2 separate regions of the Homo sapiens genome follow, and region 1 is linked to region 2. A link is an interaction called in ENCODE POLR2A ChIA-PET data of the cell type or tissue named here. Cell type or tissue: MCF 10A. All regions are shown on one strand. Links, peaks and the distances in the headings refer to the core of each region. The heading gives the core; the rest is flanking DNA. Region 1 holds the start of LOC124903557 (a long non-coding RNA gene). Region 2 overlaps SLCO3A1 (solute carrier organic anion transporter family member 3A1).

The links. ChIA-PET counts read pairs that join two places held together with the same protein. Peaks named below come from ENCODE experiments on the same cell type or tissue, not always from the same donor. Only the 100,000 strongest peaks of a DNase experiment are listed, where the experiment ranks them.
Region 1: POLR2A ChIA-PET joins it to region 2 with 21 read pairs; 4 of 35 experiments call an interaction of 5 or more read pairs at or near these places.

Annotation. Positions count from the first base shown.
Region 1 is chr15:91,962,004-91,970,852 of GRCh38, forward strand. The region is part of intron 2 of SLCO3A1 (solute carrier organic anion transporter family member 3A1); the gene reads left to right. It overlaps LOC124903557 (a long non-coding RNA gene), which reads left to right and starts at 1,925. Exons shown (of 2, transcript XR_007064764.1): 1 at 1,925-4,811; 2 at 5,494-5,641. In MCF 10A, for the core only: a CTCF peak has its summit at 6,791; DNase peaks (open chromatin) are centred at 3,608, 4,068 and 8,338.
Region 2 is chr15:91,863,180-91,872,028 of GRCh38, forward strand. The region is part of intron 1 of SLCO3A1 (solute carrier organic anion transporter family member 3A1); the gene reads left to right. Among named protein-coding and RNA genes, the nearest start is that of SLCO3A1, 14 kb to the left of the region's middle. RefSeq lists an enhancer at 4,540-4,834. In MCF 10A, for the core only: no CTCF peak of the experiment used is centred there; DNase peaks (open chromatin) are centred at 3,572, 3,972 and 4,612.

The DNA of each region.
Region 1 (8,849 bases), core at 444-8,443, 98 kb after region 2:
AGGTCACAAAGTAGTCGCTGCTGAGTCAGAAGTTGAGCTCAGCTCTTCTGGTCCTGATGCAGCCATCTCAGGCTCGCAGGGCCCAAGAACAAACTCTGGCGGTCATACAGACAGGCTCAGAAGATGCCGCAGACTGCAGCGGGAGGTAGCATATGAGGCAGTGACTAGAGTGGACATTTTAAGAATTACAGAGCGGCCGTGCACAGTGGCTCACACCTGTAATCCCAGCACTTTGGGAGGCCGAGGCAGATGGATCACCTGAGGTCGGGAGTTCGAGACCAACCTGACCAACATGGAGAAACCCTGTCTTTACTAAAAATACAAAATTAGCCAGGCATGGTGGCACATGCCTGTGATCCCAGCTACTCTGGAGGCTGAGGCAGGAAAATCACTTGAACCCAGGAGACAGAGGTTGCGGTGAACTGAGATCGCGCCATTGCACTCCAGCCTGGGCAACAAGAGCGAAACTCCGTCTCAAAAAAAAAAAAAAAAAAAAAAGAGCAAGGATTTCCTGTGGCCTGAGAAAGAAAACAGGAAACAACTGAAAGCTGGCCAAACAGCAATGGGAGAGACTTGGTGCTGAGGAGGGAAGTGGAGCCGGGGAAGGAGGAGAGAATGAGAGGTGGAAATGGCTGTGGAAGGTCCTAAGCCCAACGGAGAGCCCAGCAGTGATGTTTAGGAGCCTCTTGGTGATCTCAGGCTGTCCAGTGCACCCCATCCCCAGCAGCACACCAGATGCTTTGTTCCTGGACCAAACTGAGGGTCCTCGGGCTGCTTACTTTCACAACCCAATAACGAGATGCAGATGAGCTGGGAAAGGAGAGAGTTTATTTCTGGAGCCGGGTACAGGGAGAAGGCCTGGAAAACATCGCCAGACCAACTCAAAATTACAAAGTTTTCCAGAGCTTATATACTTTCTAAGCTGTATGTCTGTGTGTAAGTGTGCATTCATCTGAAGACATAAGTGATTAACTTCTTCCAATCTGTAACTAAGATCTGATTCCTGAAGACCTTCCTCTGGAGCCTCAGTAAATTTACTTAATCTAAATGGGTCCGGGTGCTGGGGGTGATTACCCTTGTCTCCTGCTAAATCATGGAGGTTTGGGGAGTTCCTTCAGACCCCCAATACACCTGTTTAATCCTAAATAGGTCCTGTTAAGAATTCCTTTGTTATCTTGTCGTGCTTCGAGGCCCGGGAAAGTCCTAGGCAAGATGCTTGGTGGGCTTTTGTTGCATTCCAGCCTTTGTATATGGGCACTGGCTCTTTCAGCTTTCAGCTTTTAATATTTAACTTCACCAGTCAGTCAGTGCTGAGACAGTTATTATGGAGGCTACCCTGTTCAGCTGTTAGGGAGACCAGGCCTGCCACAGTTTCTCTCTCGTGAGGGTTTAACTCGGGGAGGGTGGGGGGGGGGGGCGGCAGCAGCCTGGGGCTGATTAACTCCTGAATGTTGTGCTAATGAGAAAGTGGTGTGGGTAGTGAGAACCAATGCCCCAAATAACATTTCATCTGATTGGATCACACCGTGGGATTTTATTGCAGTAGATATTAATTGTATTCTGTCCAGAACTGGTTCCTTCTGGTGGGTTCTTGGTTTTGCTGACTTCAAGAATGAAGCCGTGGACCTTCGCGGTGAGTGTTACAGTTCTTAAAGATGATGCGTCTGGAGTTGTTCCTTCCGAGGTTCAGATGTGTCAGGAGTTTCTTCCTTTTGGTGGGTTCGTGGTCTCGCTGACTTCAGGAGTCATGCCACAGACCTTCGCAGTGAGTATTACAGATCATAAAGGTAGTGCAGAACCAGACTGAGCAGCAGCAAGATTTATTGTGAAGAGCGAAAGAACAAAGCTTCCACGGCGTGGAAGGGGACCCAAGCAGGTTGCCGCTGCTATTTCGGGTGGCCAGCTTTTATTCCCTTATTTGGCCCCGCCCACATCCTGCTGATTGGTCCATTTTACAGAGTGCTGATTGGTCCATTTTACAAAGTGCTGATTGGTGTGTTCACCATCTTTTAACTAGACCCAGAGCACTGATTGGTGCATTTACAGTCCTTTAGCTAGACACAAAAGTTCTCCAAGTCCCCACCTGACCCAGAAGCTCAGCTGGCTTCACCTCTCAGTATGGGTGGGGAACCTACTTGTTTTCAGTTTATGAAAGTAGGTTTTCAGGAAAAGCAAACCTGTGGTAGAAACTTGTTGGAAATGTAATGGAACCTGGAATGTTCCATTAATCACAAGACTTCTGTGTGATTGCTCAGAGCTCTAAAAGTAGATACAACGGCCTTGTCATCTGTAATTTTTTTTTGTTTTTGGTCATTTTTAGGTGAAATATTTGATAGTGCTTTATACTTTCTACCCTTTTTAGGGCATGGTAAATGTATTTGTTCGACTGACAGCTACTGCAAGAAGCAAACCCTCACATGCATCATTGCTTTTTTTTTTTATGCTCAGGTGACTCCAGAACAGGTTTTACTAATATGTGGGCAGCTCTGTGTAGTAGCTCTTGCCATGTTAGTGTTGCTATATTTAGTTCCTCCTATTCAAGGTTGCTATGCTTGTCGGCATCAAGCAGGAGGAGAAAAGACCCTGGTGGAAGGGGCATGGGAAGTCTTGTGGACCAGGCCGGAAGTGGCACCTCATTGGCCACAGCTCCGTCCCATCTCTGGTAGAGAAAGAGAGTTGAGCAGTGTGTTGGGAAGAAGCAGAAGCAAGCTGGGTACTAACATCCTTTAAAATTAGATAGTTTTTTTTTTTTTAATGTACTTCGAGTATGTTCTAGAAAGCTATTTCCTTGGATACCTCCCTTTTGCGATGAAGAAGTGGCAGCTCACAGAATTGAGTGACTTGCTCAGGGTCACAGAGCGTCAGGTGACAGTGTGTGGTCTGGAATCCAGGCCTTATCCATTACCTTGTCCCGTACTTTGTCTTTCCACGAGTTTTTGAGTGTGGCCAGCAGTCCTACCTCTAGACTTTTCTGCGTGTGCCATGCCAGCTTTTGGGAGGATTACAGTCATCACCACCATCTGAAGAGGTACTGGGGACCTCAGCTCCCCCATGACAGCAAACATACCCAGGGAGAGGGGGCTGTGGGGATACTCAGTGGATGATTAGGGTTTTTAGAATCTGTTGGGAAGGGGAAGAGGTATACATTAAAATTGAGTGCCCTAGAGAACAGGAGAATTGGAGAGAAGACACATGATTAAAGAGAAACGCATATGCAGACCCCTCTCCCACCACCAGCATCCCAGTGCTTGGGAAACCCAAAGCCAAGCCCTGGCTCCTCAGGGATCCCCAAAGGAAACATTTATCCCCCTGGATGTTTGGATGTCCCGTAATGATTTAGAGGCCTGAGATCCTGCTCAAATCCCTGGATTCTATGTGGTATTGAAGAAGGACTTTTAAAACTAGACCTGACAGGTCCAAATAAATATCCTCCATTGTGAGGAACAATCTCATTTGGGCCTCTGAGGCTCTCTAAAAATATCCTTCATTGACTGTTCACTTTAGAATCCAGGATTGAGACTCCCACCCCACCCCCTAACTTCCCTTCCCTTTTGTTTTTCTATGTTGCCTGCTCATCCTTCCTCCTCTCACCAGCCTGGCCTTGCCTAGGGAGTGGGAGTTGGCAGGGCTTGCCTACCAGGAGGGTTTTGTTGAGAGGCACCAAGTCCAAAGGAATCTTTTGTCTACAGGTGCACTTGAATTGTGGGCAGCCAGCAGGGTGTGTGTGTGTGTGTGTGTGTGTGTGTGTGTGGAGGGAAATTCGTAGGAGTGAGTGTGGGTGTGCACACCTGCTCTAAATTGCTTCTACTGCCAGAATGTACTCCTGGAGGGATCAGGAAGGAGTAAGCCCTTAGTCGATTGAGCCAGTCCAGCCCTGAGGACATTGATTCCAGCTCCTTGCTTTCATTGAAGGGAGGAGAGAAACTCAAATAGGAGCCCTCAAGGAGATTGTGTGAAGCTTTCTGAATTCGGTGTCATTTTCATGCAATTTTGTTAAGAACTGGTGTATTTCATCCCCTCCTGGTTCATTCCGTGAGTCATCCAGAAGGCATCAGAGCCTCGTCATTTTGGCAGCCGCAGGGCATTTGTGCCCAGCGAATTATGGGCAGCTCTGATCTGAAGTAACAAGGTTGAGTCGAGATAGGTTGAGAAATGACCCAGACAGAAACAGGGGCCTCGGCTGGCAGCCCCAGCCACACCATAACTGCACCCGTAGCTCAGATGAGGTCAGGACATTTTTGCTTTGTGACAGATTTGGGACGCAGAGAAAAGAGTTCAGGCTTTGTACTGACCGAGGCCAGCACTGACACCAGTGCAGACAAAGAGGTTTGTAGCCAGGGGAGTGGAGGGACGGACAGCTCAGATTTTAGCTGACGATGATTCTCATGGCCTGTGTACAAGTTCCCACTAATGTATCATCAGTACCAGCATCTCTGAGGAAGATGTTTTTCCCACTGTGCACAATGCAACATCACTGTCCCCAGGGTACATGGGACAGAAAAATCCCTGTTAGAACTGGGCACAAAACTGCGCTTCTGAACATTTCAGGATATGATCCTTTCAGGATACTGTGTCTAGCACCCAAATTTTGAGGACTCAAGTTTTCATTAAAGCAACAGGCAGTGATGATGATGTGCTTTCCAAATGCAAATTGTAGGAACATTTAATTAAATGGGACCCTTAGGAGCAGTAACCATTCTCAGATCCCAGTTAACCTGGTGTATTAGAATGTCTCAGCAGTGGAAGGAATTCATGCCTGGGCTTTGGTGATGCTTCTCAAACAGAGCATCTGGCACTGTTCGTGGAAAAAGGTGATTTCAACTTGAAGCAGAAAGATAAGGTGGCGCTTTGTAGAATGTAAAAAAGTCTAACCCTAGCTTCTGCAGAGAGCTGGGCTGCTGCACCAATTATGTTGTGTGGCATTTTACTTCCAAAGGGCAGCTTTGGTCATGGAGGAGAAGACAAAAGCGTGGTGCAGTTTTTTGGGGATTTTTTTTTTTGACAGCAAGAGAGATGAGATACAATTTGTATTTTTGAACTCTGCTTTCAGATAACTTTATAAAGGGCTTTAAAACTGTCTTTGTAAATGATCCAGAAGAGTTAGGCTCTAAAGAAGTTTTGAAATACCTCATTCTATTTGTGCTGCTTTTTATCCTTTCTAAAAAAACAAAAAGATTATTAGATGGTAGGAAACTATGTCTAAATAAACCCAGTGAGTTGTTACATTTTTATTCATTTAAAATATTAAAATGACAATAAGAGAGGTTTTTAGTTATCAGAGCATGTTGCAGAGGTATAAGAGGAAGCAGAGAGTACTGTTTTCTAGATTAACTGCTCTACACAGAAATGAACAGCAGTATAGATTAACCCATAAGAGTCCAAATAACTCCCCCTGCTTGAAGCTTTATATGGTGATCTGTGGTAGAATGTCCCTCCTCTGGTTATGCTTTTCTTTGGCTAATAGTATCATTTGTCTCCCCACCTCTCCTGTAGGACTGAGGTGCCGTTGTGGGGACATAACGCAGAAGCGTTGCCACAGGATAAAGACAGCACTCGACATATAATAAAAATCAATATGGATAAGACACCTATTACACAGATAATCCCATATGAAATAAATTAAACCCGTTTTACAGATGGATTAATTGTTTTGTCCTTGTTCTGTTGACTTCCAGACCTTGTTATCTCTCCTGTTTTCCTGGATCATATTGTCTCTCAAATATCAATAGCACAGTTTTTGGCTGTGTTGTTTTCAAACAGCCTACTTTTGGGGAACCACGAGGACGTAGTGGCAGGACTAAAGGTCAAGGTCACTTCAGTGTTCTCCCAAATCCCGCTGGCATAGGCTCTTTCCTTGTCTGCTTTGTCTGCAGGATTCAGCACCAAGAGCTCTCAAGAGCAAATCCACAGGCAGCTAAATCAAGAAGGTGGCTCTCTTCCCTCCTCTTTGCTCCCCTCTTCCTGCAGAGATGCAAGATGGCTTTGAAATGTCCCTATCTTCCTTCCCTTCTGATTGCCTTACTTGTTCAGATGCTTCCATCCTGAACATTTTCTAGAGTCCCCTGCCTAGTCGCCCTGGAAAGTACCCAGGGAAGCCACTTACGGCCTATCCATCAAAGCACAGTGCGTGTCTCCTTTCTCAGACAGAGGACGTAATCATCCATGCCCACAGAGGAGAGCGTGTGCCCTGAGTTTCAGTGCCGGATCAGAGACTGGAAAAGTCTGTATGCCCCCTCCCTACCTTACAGTCTTTTACTTCTCCACCTGGGGAAAACAGCAGATGGAGGAGAGGAAAGAGAAGTTTAGCTGGCATCATTAAAATGACTTTCTAGTCTCCTGCGAGCTTTCTCTCAAGTAGATTCTGCTGAGTTCTGCTTGGACTGGTAAGCACAGAGAGTGAGTCATAGAGTGGCCCTCTAGAATCCTCCAGCCTGTGCTTATTATGCAGCATGGAGGTGTCCTGGCTAGAACAGGGCCTCTAATTTATCATGTCTTCTCACTAGGTGAGGTGAATAGGGCTCCACAAACCACCGTGGGGACCAGTGGCATCAAATTCTGGTGCTAACAAAGGAAGTTCCATCACAGACAAGGAGTGAGAAGAAGCCAGGGTAGAAACAAGCGACCCCTGCTTCCATGTGAAGCTTCATTCCCCAACCCATTCTTCAGACAGAGAAAGGGTGCACACGCAGACCCGCAAGCACAGCCTTCGCACGTGTGCTCACACAGCCGCAGTATTTACGGCACTCACGACGTGTCCAGCTTCTTTGTGCGCTCACAGCAGGCACTGCACTGTCCGTGGTTACCCTTAGGGTGGCGCTGTTTATTGGCGCCTTTTTGCTTGGCACATTCTGGTTCCTCTGCATGGAGTCTCCTTTCTCTTTCCCCTACCCAGGGGATCTGGCAAACTCGTGTTGCTCCATGTAGAGTCAGCTCAGAGGTCCCTTCCTCTCAGAAGCCATCTCTGCCTCCACCTACCTCCAACACAAGAGTTTGCTAACAGGTCCACACTGTGTTTAGCACTGTCACCTTGCATCATTTTTTGGTGTGATTGTATCTGTTGCACATACACCTGTGTCCCCGCTACACACTTTGAGAGGTAAAGCTCATCTTTTCGTTGTATACAGCACATGTACAGAAATATGTGCCTGGCACATAAAGGCAATTAGTAGATATTTGTCGAATGAATGAGTGAATAAATCATTTTTTGGGGTAGAAGTGGTGTAGAATATCTGACTACTACATGTGGATACTAAGAACTAATTGTTGTTGTGGAGTAAAATTTCTTGTGTTTGTCTGTATATATATAATTTTTTTTTTTTTGAGATGAATTCTCACTCTGTTGCCCAGGCTGGATTGCAGTGGCACAATCTTGGCTCACTGCAACCTCCACCTCCTAGGTTCAAGTGATTCTCCTGCCTCAGTCTCCCAAATAGCTTGGGTTACAGGTACGTGCCACCATGCCTGGCTAATTTTTGTATTTTTAGTAAAGTAGGGGGTTTCTCCATGTTGGCCAGGCTGGTCTCAAACTCCTCACCTCAGGTGGTCCACCCACCTTGGCCTCCCAAAGTGCTGGGATTACAGACATGAGCCACAGTGCCTGGCCTCTTGTTACAATTATTGTTGTCTTTCTATCAAAAACATTACCAAAATCTCCTTTTACTTCATAACACTCATAAGACTCCATCTATAGAATTCCTTTTCTGGTAGAAGTGCTCCCTTGTTGGGCCTGGCATCTTATGGGCTCACCCTTATATTCTCCCAAGAGAAGTCCCCATTTTTCAGTGGAAGAGATCTAGCTATGTCTATGGTTTCCTGGTGGCGGGGGCTGGTCCACAGACCTAGAATGAGTTGCTGGGGAATTGGGTAGGGTGAGCCCTTTGCATTGCTGGGTAGAAGAAAATTTGACCTGGGCGCAGTCATCAGTTTGGACTCTAACTTCCTAGCTAGTTCTGTGTGTGTCAAAATCCTCCAGCATAACATTTGCCATGATGAGCAAGGAAGTGTAGTGTTTTTTCCCCTCAGCGAAATGTTAAAAGGCAAAAAGGCTATTTCTGCTCACCCAGAAAAACATTTTGGCTCTAGCAGAAAACAAAACAAAAAAAACTTACAGCCTTAAAACTAAAAAGAGGCATTGAAATACAGTACCTTCTCCCCACGCTGTTCAAAACACTTCGTGAGCAAGCACATGTAGCACATGTAGGAGAGAGGCCGAGTATGTTCTGAACTAATATTTTAGTGTATTATTTAAAATCTGGCCAGAGCACAGCATATTTGCATGCCTGTCTTTGGGCTCTGTTTCTAAAACAAGGAGAGTGGTGATGAAATCCGCAGCTGGTGTGCTGGCCCCAAGCCTGGGCAGTTTGGGCTCCATCACACCCTGGAGCAGCCAGCAAAGTTGCTGGAGCCGCTGATGGGAGGTGCCTTTGGGGTGGGCAGAGTTGTGGAGTCCTCTCCTTTCTCTGTAGTCAACACACGAGAGTCAACATGGAACTTGAGGTCTGTGAGCGTTTGCTGAGCCTGTGACCAGGAGGTGCTCCTGGAGAATGAAAGCGGGTAGGTAGGAGACAAGTGGTATCCAGCTCCCAGGGACTCACAAGGAGCCCTAATGAAACAACATGGTTCTTTCTTAAGTGGACCCATTTCTCCCATTACTCCTTCAAACCTCTGGGTTTCCCCTGACCAAAAAACAGGCATCCAGGGTGTATCCTGCCACTGTGCAGTGCCCTGCTTTGGTTAGACAGTGCCCATGTGAACATGAAGTTTTCCTTCTGACAGGCGGCAGTCTTCTCAGGCTAGAAGAGTAGACAGAGCTTCCACCTGTGTACAAGGGGCGTCTGCCGTCCTCATGC
Region 2 (8,849 bases), core at 828-8,827:
GGGCTGATTAATCTCTTTGTTGGCTTTTGGGTCAGAGAATTGTTTAAAGTAGATCCACAGAGCCACCTAGAGCTGTCCCCCTGGAACTCAGCTGGCTGTGCTGTCAGCACCAGCTCCCCTTCTCTCCAGGGGTACAGGAGGCTTGTCCTGGGTCTGTGGTCACTGTAGCTTTCAGGGTGGTGGAGGGCAGGGCCCCCTTAAGGTTGGCTTTCGAGGTTGCTCGTGCAGTGTAGTGGGATGGCCGTGAGTACAACCACTGCCGGTTGTGACAGACACCATCCTTTGGCCGTTTCATTTCTCAGAGTGCTGCTGTGATAGCACTTGGAATTTACTGTGTCTTGTGGGATGCTTTGCATAAGCAGCATGTATTCCAGTGTGGCACATCACACCATCCTCTTCTTGAAGCTATACATGCGTGGGGTGCACAGCACACCACACGGTCAAGTTCAGCTTTCCAACCTCCTCCTGAAATGTAGGAAAGGAGCATATTTTTTTGGCCGGAGTGATGATTGAGGAGAAGAAACTTAAAGGGAGCCAGGCCCATGAAATAGATGTAGAAGAGCTTCAGAGAAGCCTCTCCTGTCCTTATGCAAAAAACTGAGGGCAAGACTCCTGACTTATTGTGTGGCATGTCGTGTCGCCTCCCCAGTGCTGGTACATACTTTGTAGGTTGGGAGGCTTAACATGCCAGTGACAGTTTCTCAGCCAGCCAAAGAGAGGATATCTTTTGGAAACAAAAACCATAAATTAGCACCATTCCTTTACCTTTGCCAAGCTGTATACATGCATCAAGGAGATGCATATAAATAGATCAAAAAGCCAGTGAGCAGTTTTGCAGCTTTGCAGCTTGCACTTGATGGAAGCAGATGGGGAGGTTCTCCTTGCTGCACTAGGCTCAGAGTGGCACGTGGAGCCAGCAGTGCTTGGGCTAAATCCAAATACAACCTTGTTCGATTTCTAGAGATGGACATGTGCAATCGACTGTCCAACAGGCATATTGTTTCTGTGGCCCAGGGTGGGCCTGTTTTTAGGTCTTCTTAAGTATAACATCGTAGAATCTCTGCATTCATTGCTTTCATGTTAGGCAAAATCAGGGCACAGAATTGAGGCATTTACCCAAATGTGCAGCCCCACCCTCCGGAGCCAGCTCACATTCGCTGGCAGGTATAAGCAGGTGAGCAGCCAGGAAGGAAAGACAACTGATAGTTTTAATTTTGGGAATAGCAATTATAAACAAGTATAAATAAAAATATTGTTTTGGTGAATACTGGGGAAAAATCACTTCTCTTATTCTCTTTTAAAATGTTCCTCTTTTTTTTTTTTTTTTTTGTCTAAATAGGCTTAATGCTTTCTAAGAGGTACCCTACCTATCCTTAATGGAGTGAACAGATAATATATATACATTTATATTTATTTGCCTTCTGATGCTTAGGATTTCATTGGGGAATACTTTTGTATTTAAAAATAACAGTGACAGGGAGGTGATTAAAAATAGCTCAAGGGCTTGTGGCACCCAAGGCTATCAGGGGAACTATTTTGTGTGACAAGTGACACATTTAAATCCCCCAAAAGGAAGCTGAGTGTTCTCCTGTTGAGGTCTGTCGCCTTGGTGCTGCTTTTTGCACCCGGTGAGCCCAACAGTGATGGTCACAGGTGTTCATTTCCGCTCTGTCACGTCCTGGTTGTTTGTTTTCTTCCTACCTCCCTCCACTGGCCCCTGACCCCATCAGTGTCACGCCTCACCGTCCCTGACAGGATGTCACAGTCACATGGGTAGGGACTCTGGGAGTCAAGACCTAGGCCACTCCTGAGTGGGACTGTCACGGCAGGCATTTGCCATGGGCAGTGTCCTTTCTGCCCCCTCCGTGGTTGGCCACCCGCTGTCCCTATCCAGTGGATAATGGAGCTGAGCGTGGTCTCTTACAAGCCTTTCAGATCCAATTCCACCTTTCACCACAGACTGTATGTGATTCCTGCCTTCCTGGACTAATTCTGAGCTCTTTTGTACTTTATTTGGGAACAGGAATAAGTGGGGACTTGACATTTTATTTAAACTTTTCCTTTTGTAGAGTTCGTAGGACAGTAGGATTATTCCCTAACATTTTCAATATCTCAGATGCTAGACCAAAATTGGGTCATATTATAAGTGAGAAAGTGACTTTCACAGTTTATCTGTTGGTGAGGTGGACATGGGCTTGGAGGGGAGAGGGTGGATGAGATGGTAGGCATTTCAGAAGGAAAAAACCAGGTCTATTCATTAACTAGGGCTGCTGTAACAAATTACCACAAACTGGGTGGCTTGAAACAAATTTTTTGTCTGACAGTCCTGCAGGCCAGAAGTCTGAAATCAGGGCATCAGCAGGGCCGTGCTCCCTCCTAGACCCTGCGTAGAACCCTTCCTTGCCTCTTCATGGCATGTGGGGGTGGCCAAGGGTCCTTGGATTCCTTGGCTCGCAGCTGCATCACTCCCATCTCTGCCTTTGCTGTCACATGGTGTTTCCCCCGCGTCTCTCTCTCTTCTTCTTCTAAGGACACCGGTCACATTGGATTAGGGCTCACCCTAATGACCTCATGTGACTAGCTTACATCTGCTAAGTCCTCGTTTCCAAATTAGGTCACATTCACAGGCACTAAGAGTTAGGACTTCAGTTTATCTTTTTGGGGAAAACAAATCAATTCATAACACCAGAGAAGAAAAGAGCAAAGGATCCTAAAACAGTCTGTGTGTACAAAGAAAACAAAGGCAAACTCTGTCTTCTTAAGTGTTTGGGTGAGGTAGGAGGATTGTTGGATATTCGTAAGAGAGTCGTTCATACCCAAAGATATCATTTCAATCTTCACAGAAATGCGGACAGTCCCTGTTTCCTTTCTGTAAGAAGGTAACCATGTTACTCTCTGGGGTGGTGGTGATTAGACTTGCAGGAATGAACCTAGTTGGATGATTCGTTAGCTTCAAACACATCATTTTCTCTTCCTGGGCCTAGCCGAATGCTGGGATTGGACTGATAGTCATGTCATTTGATTAAGGAGAATGCATGTAAAAAAAAATCCTAGACAGATATGTGGGTGAGGAATATGTGTTTGTGTATTTACTGTGTGTATGTACATAGGTACTCATCCATGTTCCCATCCCTCACACCCAGGATTCCTTAGCAGGAATCAGGGCTGGTAAAATCTGCAGCTGGCTCTGTCTCCTTCCTGAAGCCCTATCCGATTCAGTGAGACCAAAAGAGACTTTATCACTGTGCGCTGTGCCAGCCAGTCTCAGATTTGGCCAGGTATGTATTAAGTTAGCACCAGACATCTGCATTCTAATCTCATCCATCTCTGTGGTTTTTTTGGTGGGGGTAGGAGTGATATGGTTCCCAGAATTTCTCTGCACAGGCTCCTTTTTTTAAAAAAAAAAAAAAAAGAAAAAAAAAATGTCAGCTTGATCTCTGCCAAACTAATTAACTTCGACAACTTCCTTAAGTGCTGCGAGCAATATAGAGTTGAGTAAGGCATGTTCTTGGCCCTCATGGAGTTGATTTATCGTGGGGGGGGAGATGACATGTTTATAATTTTTTCATTAATGACTCATTCATTAGGACGTTTCAGGTCCTGGGCCAGGTGGCAGCCAAGCCCTCTGGAAGCCTCATGTCTGGTCTAGTTGTATTACAATAGACCAGACTAAAAATAGAAGCAAAGCATTGGGCCAGGGTGGGAGATGGGCCTGGGTAGACTGGTCGGAGATATAAAATAATTTTCTCAACCTTGGTTGGGGATAGATCCGAGGGTAGCAAGATGTCAAGTGGAACCGTTGGTGAGAGGCTGGCTGCGGAGAGTCATTGGAGGCAGCATGTGATTGGAAACCTGGGATGGAGAAGGGGAGGGCTGGAAACCCAGGGCCACAGCCGGGCTGGGGCATGTCAGGGCTGGCACTGTGGAGTGCCACTCCAGTTAGCAGCGCGGAGGCTGTCGGCATCTCTCTCGGCCAAGCTTGGATCCCTCTGCCCCTGCTCCCCTGCTTTGAAGTGGTGTGGTGAAATGTGGCTGGAAGTCAGTCTGCTAGCCTGTGGAGGGACCTTCATCCAGGGCATGCTCAGACTCAGCTAGAAGCAAGCACAGCTTCCTCGCATGCTGAGGCCAAGGGGCTGAAGGATGCAGAATGCTTCTTGTACTGGAATGCTGTGCTCACCAGTATGGGTGCCACATGGGAGGGGGGCAAATATAGGGTCCTGGGCCTGAGGACAAAATGACACCTCTGTATTAAACCTCTCTTTTGCATATGTACAAATTAGATTCTTGCAAGATGAGCTAACATTAGGAAAGGTCCTATTATATTTGACTTTTTTTTTTTTTTTAAATAAAACCACTTTTGCTTGGCCTCGGATGTATCAGTTCTGGATAACTTTAAAGCTGGTAACAGAACAAACTGTGTTCACACACAGGAAATGTCTCCAAACAAAAAGTGGGTGTGCAGTTTACAGTTTAAAAATTGGATGAAGGCCCTTCAAACTTCCCCTCCTGTTCTCCTTGGGAAGAGCTTGGCAGGCTGCTGAGAGAGGCCACTCCTCCCTGGAATAGGTAGTCACCGGGGCCTGGGAAGGAAGGTAGCCTGTGAGTGGAGCTGCCTGGTGACTGGGCGGAGGCCCCGGGTGTTCTGGGGGCTGGGAGGCCTGTGGAGGTTTCCTTTCAGCTTCAAGGACTGTGTGAAAGGTTGTGTGAGTCAGGTCAGGAAGCATTTCTGCGCTGTTGCTCCAAGCCTGTGGCCGGCCGATCCAAGCGCTGGCTGAGCTAGCTGGAAAGCTCTGTGAGCATCCTATGTCTGTGTCTTTATCTATTCATCGCCTGGCTCTAGTGCTAGCTTCAACTTCAAGTTCGTGCTTTTTTTTTAAATTTTTTTTTGAGGGGATGGAGTCTCGCTCTGTCGCCCAGGCTGGAGTGCATTGGTGGGATCTCGGCTCGCTGCAACCTCTGCCTCCTGGGTTCAAGTAGTTCTCCCGCCTCAGCCTCTCTAGTAGCTGGGATTACAGGAGTGCACTACCACGCCCAGCAGATTTTTGTATTTTTAGTAGAGTTGGGGTTTCGCCATGTTGGCCAGGCTAGTCTCGAACTCCTGACCTGAGGTGATCCACCTGGCTCGGCCTCACAAAGTGCTGGGATTACAGGCATGAACCACCACACCCAGCCGGCTTTTTTTTTTTTTTTTTTTTAATATAAAGACTTTACTGTTTTACTTATTACACAAGGAATATATGTGGTGTTGACAATTTGGAAAATACAAATAAACATAGATAACATAAAAAAAAATCCATAATTCAGAGAACCTGGAGATAAACTGTAAACATTTTGGCGTGAGTCCTTTAAGTCTCTCTCCGTCTACCTGCATTGATGCGTGACTTCCAGGCCCACACGGTGGTAAAGGATGTGGGCTTTGGGGTCTTTGAAGTCCATGTCTGGGGCTGGTTAGTCTTGTGTGGCTTTGGGCATTTAGCTTTCCCTCTCTAATTCTCAATTTCCTCATCTCTAAGATTGGGATGATATTTATACTTTCAATGATCTTGTGAATACCAAATGAGAGAATCCATCCAAAGTACTCAGCCCGTGCCTCTCTGCAGTATGTGCTACTGTCGTGATTTTTAAAAAGTAATAAAATTGGATCTCACTATAAATTCTGTTTAGGAACCTACTCTTTCCTCTAAATCATTCTCATGGCTTTTCTGTAACATCAGATGTTCTTCTCTGCTGTCATAGTTTCAAATGAAAAATGACCTTATTGTTTTTATAAAACAATACATATTCATCATGAAGAAAAGTTTATATAAAAATGTTTTTAAAAATTCAAAATCCCCCATTCAGAAATAATCATGACTGGTGGTGGGGTTTGAGAAGTGACCGTTAACCGCACCTTCCTCTCTGCCCTCACTCTAGCCCCTTCTAATTAAGAATCCACTGGGAGCCGGGCATGGTAGCTCGTGCCTGTAATCCCAGTACTTTGGAAGGCTGAAGTGGGAGGATCACTTGAGCTCAGGAGTTTGAGACCAGCCTGGGCAACATAGGGAGACCCTGTCTCTACAAAAAATTTAAAAATTAGCTGAGCATGGTGGCTTATGTCTGTAATCCCAGCACTTTGGGAGGCCGAGGTGGGTGGATCAGTTGATGTCAGGAGTTTGAGAACAGCCTGGCCAACATGGTGAAACCCTGTCTGTACTAAAAATAAAAAAATTAGCCAGGCATGGTGGCACATGCCTGTAATCCCAGCTACTCAGGAGGCTGAGGCAGGAAAATTGCTTGAACCCAGGAGGCAGAGGTTGCAATGAGCCAAGATGGCGCCACTGCACTCCAGTCTCTGTCTCAAAGGAAAAAAAAAAAAATTAAAAAATTAGCTGGGTGTGGTGCTGCATGCCACCACCCAGTCTCCCAGATATTTGGGAGACTGAGGTGGGAGGATCACTTGAGACCAGGAGATTGAGGCTGCAGTGAGCCGTAATAGTGCCACTGCACTCCAGCCTGAGTGACAGAGTGAGACACTATTTCAACAACAACAACAAAGAAAGGATCATTTGGGAAGTAGACACCCCAGCCAGCCACAGGGGTTTAAAACATCATCTTGGGGGTTGTGTGGAAAAAACTGCAGTTTGGATTGGAAAACTCTGTTTGTGTCCAGATTCAGGCTTCTTTTCACTACTTTGTTCTCAGAATAAAACTCTTCCAAGGCAGAACTGCAGGCTTTGTCCCTGCAGATGCTCACCTGCTCAGGTAAGCTTACCTCCTGGAGGAGCAGAGAATATGTGCATCCTGAGGGCTGTTCACAGAATTGGGGGAGAAGGGGGTCAGGGCAAGCTTGCCAGCTTCCTGCTTGCAATTCTGTGAATCGAGTAAGTTGCCAATCCTTCCCTTTGGGGAGGATTGAGTGGGGAAGTTAGAAGAGCAGATGCTTTTTCTCTGTTAATTTCCAGAAGGTGGACGTTCGTCTAGTCTATATCAAGGTATGAATTCTGGGGAAAGGGAAGAAGAATTTCTTGTTATTATTAGGAATATATCATTTTAGAGTTCTTTCTATTCTTATACATGGAAAAATGACTGGCTGAGTAGATATACTTATAAAATGTATGTTCTAAAAATAGCAGTAAGTTTAATTTCACTGAAACTTAACAGAAGACTTCAGTAAAACTGGAAAGAAGTAACTATCTTTTGCTACTAAATGTTGCTGTAGAAGTGTCCAAGGCCAGCCTTATTTTTCCTCCCTTAGAGATAATTTATTATTGCCTATAGGTTAGATATATGAGGAATCTTTTCTTAATATTTGACAGATAATTTAATTCTGATGTATATTACTGCTGTGTGATGTGTGTCATAGTTTTTGGAACTGGATGTGTATTTTCAATCAACAGATGCAATTCTTTATTAGTTTTGGGAGAATTTCTTTGTATTATCTCTTCAAACACTGGGTTCTATGCAGTGAATTCTCTGCTGTAAGGCACCAATTGTCTGTATGTTACATTGTCTTTGAACTCCATAGTTGTCTGTTTTGCTTCGATTACTTGAATCCCTTTTTTTTATCTGCATTCACCATGTTTATTTTTAGCTTTCCTCTAGTCAGAAAATTGATTTTAAACCATCTTTCTTTAGTCCTGTGTAGATTCTGTTTCATATCTTTATTTTCTAGGGTTGGCTTTAGTTTTCAACGTATTTCTTTAGATCTACAATCTTTTTTTTTTCCCTTTTTTAGATGTTGTCTTTGGGTTCTTGATGTATTGAACTCATATTCTTATTAAGTTCTATGGCTCAAAGATCTTTTGGGGGGTATCTTTCTCTGGCTGAGTTACGTTTTCTTTTATTTTGAGTTCTTTGTCTTTGACACCTACTGTTGCTTTCTTGCCTTTCCAGGAGTCTGTGTTTAAAGATAACCATGCCTTGTGGTTTTTCATTTTATTCTTGCTGAAGTAAATCAGGCTATATCTTTCTTTGATTTATTTATTTGAAGGCTATCTTTTTTCTTCTTGCTACCAAGCTGAAGTTTGAAGGCTGGTTTTTTGTTTCTGTTCATGCTTTCTGTAGCCTGAAGACTTATGAAATGTCTTGGGCCAGTTGAGCTGTAGCAGGTCGTATGCTGGGTGCTGAGTAGGCTTGGCTAGATGTGGTCTTGGCAGCTTTCACTTGTGGGATCTTTTGAAGGCCCTTTTAAGTGGGTTCGGTCTTCCTGTGTGGGGGGCACACACTGCACACCCTCTGGCAGTATTCTGTGGCCTCGGGTCAGCCTTGGGTTTCACGTTGGACTCCCAGAGTCTTCATTCCTTGCAGCAGAGATGATCAACACCACGGTTTATGCATCATCTCATCCTTTTCTCCCCAGCAGATGTTTTCTCTCTTCCCTAGTCAGAAGAAGAGAATATAGGGATAACTACTCAGGTGTTTTTTTCTAGATGTGGTGATATTGATGAAAACTCTCAGAATGTTTATTTATTCACTGTTTTGTCTTCCTGAGGGTGTTTGACTCAGGGCTCTGAGCCTTGCCACACTGGATTCTTTTTCCTTTATTTTATTTCCCAGGCACCTTTTGACTTTATGACACTGGGGTGTGCTCATTTTGTTTTTTTTTGGTTTTTTTTTTTTTTTTTTTTGGCTGATAAGTGTTTTATTTCAGGTTTAATTTTTTTTTAATTCAAATTTAGGAAGAGTGAGATTTTATACAGAGGTTTAATTCTACCATTTTAACTGGGAAATGTCTAGCAACATTTGAAAAGATTGTGTAATATTCCATTGTATTCCATTTCCCTATTTCTGTATGGTAGGTTGCTTATGGTTTTGTTTTGCTGATACAAATTCTGGTTGCTCATTTCTTTTCATTGTTTTGCTTTTCAGAA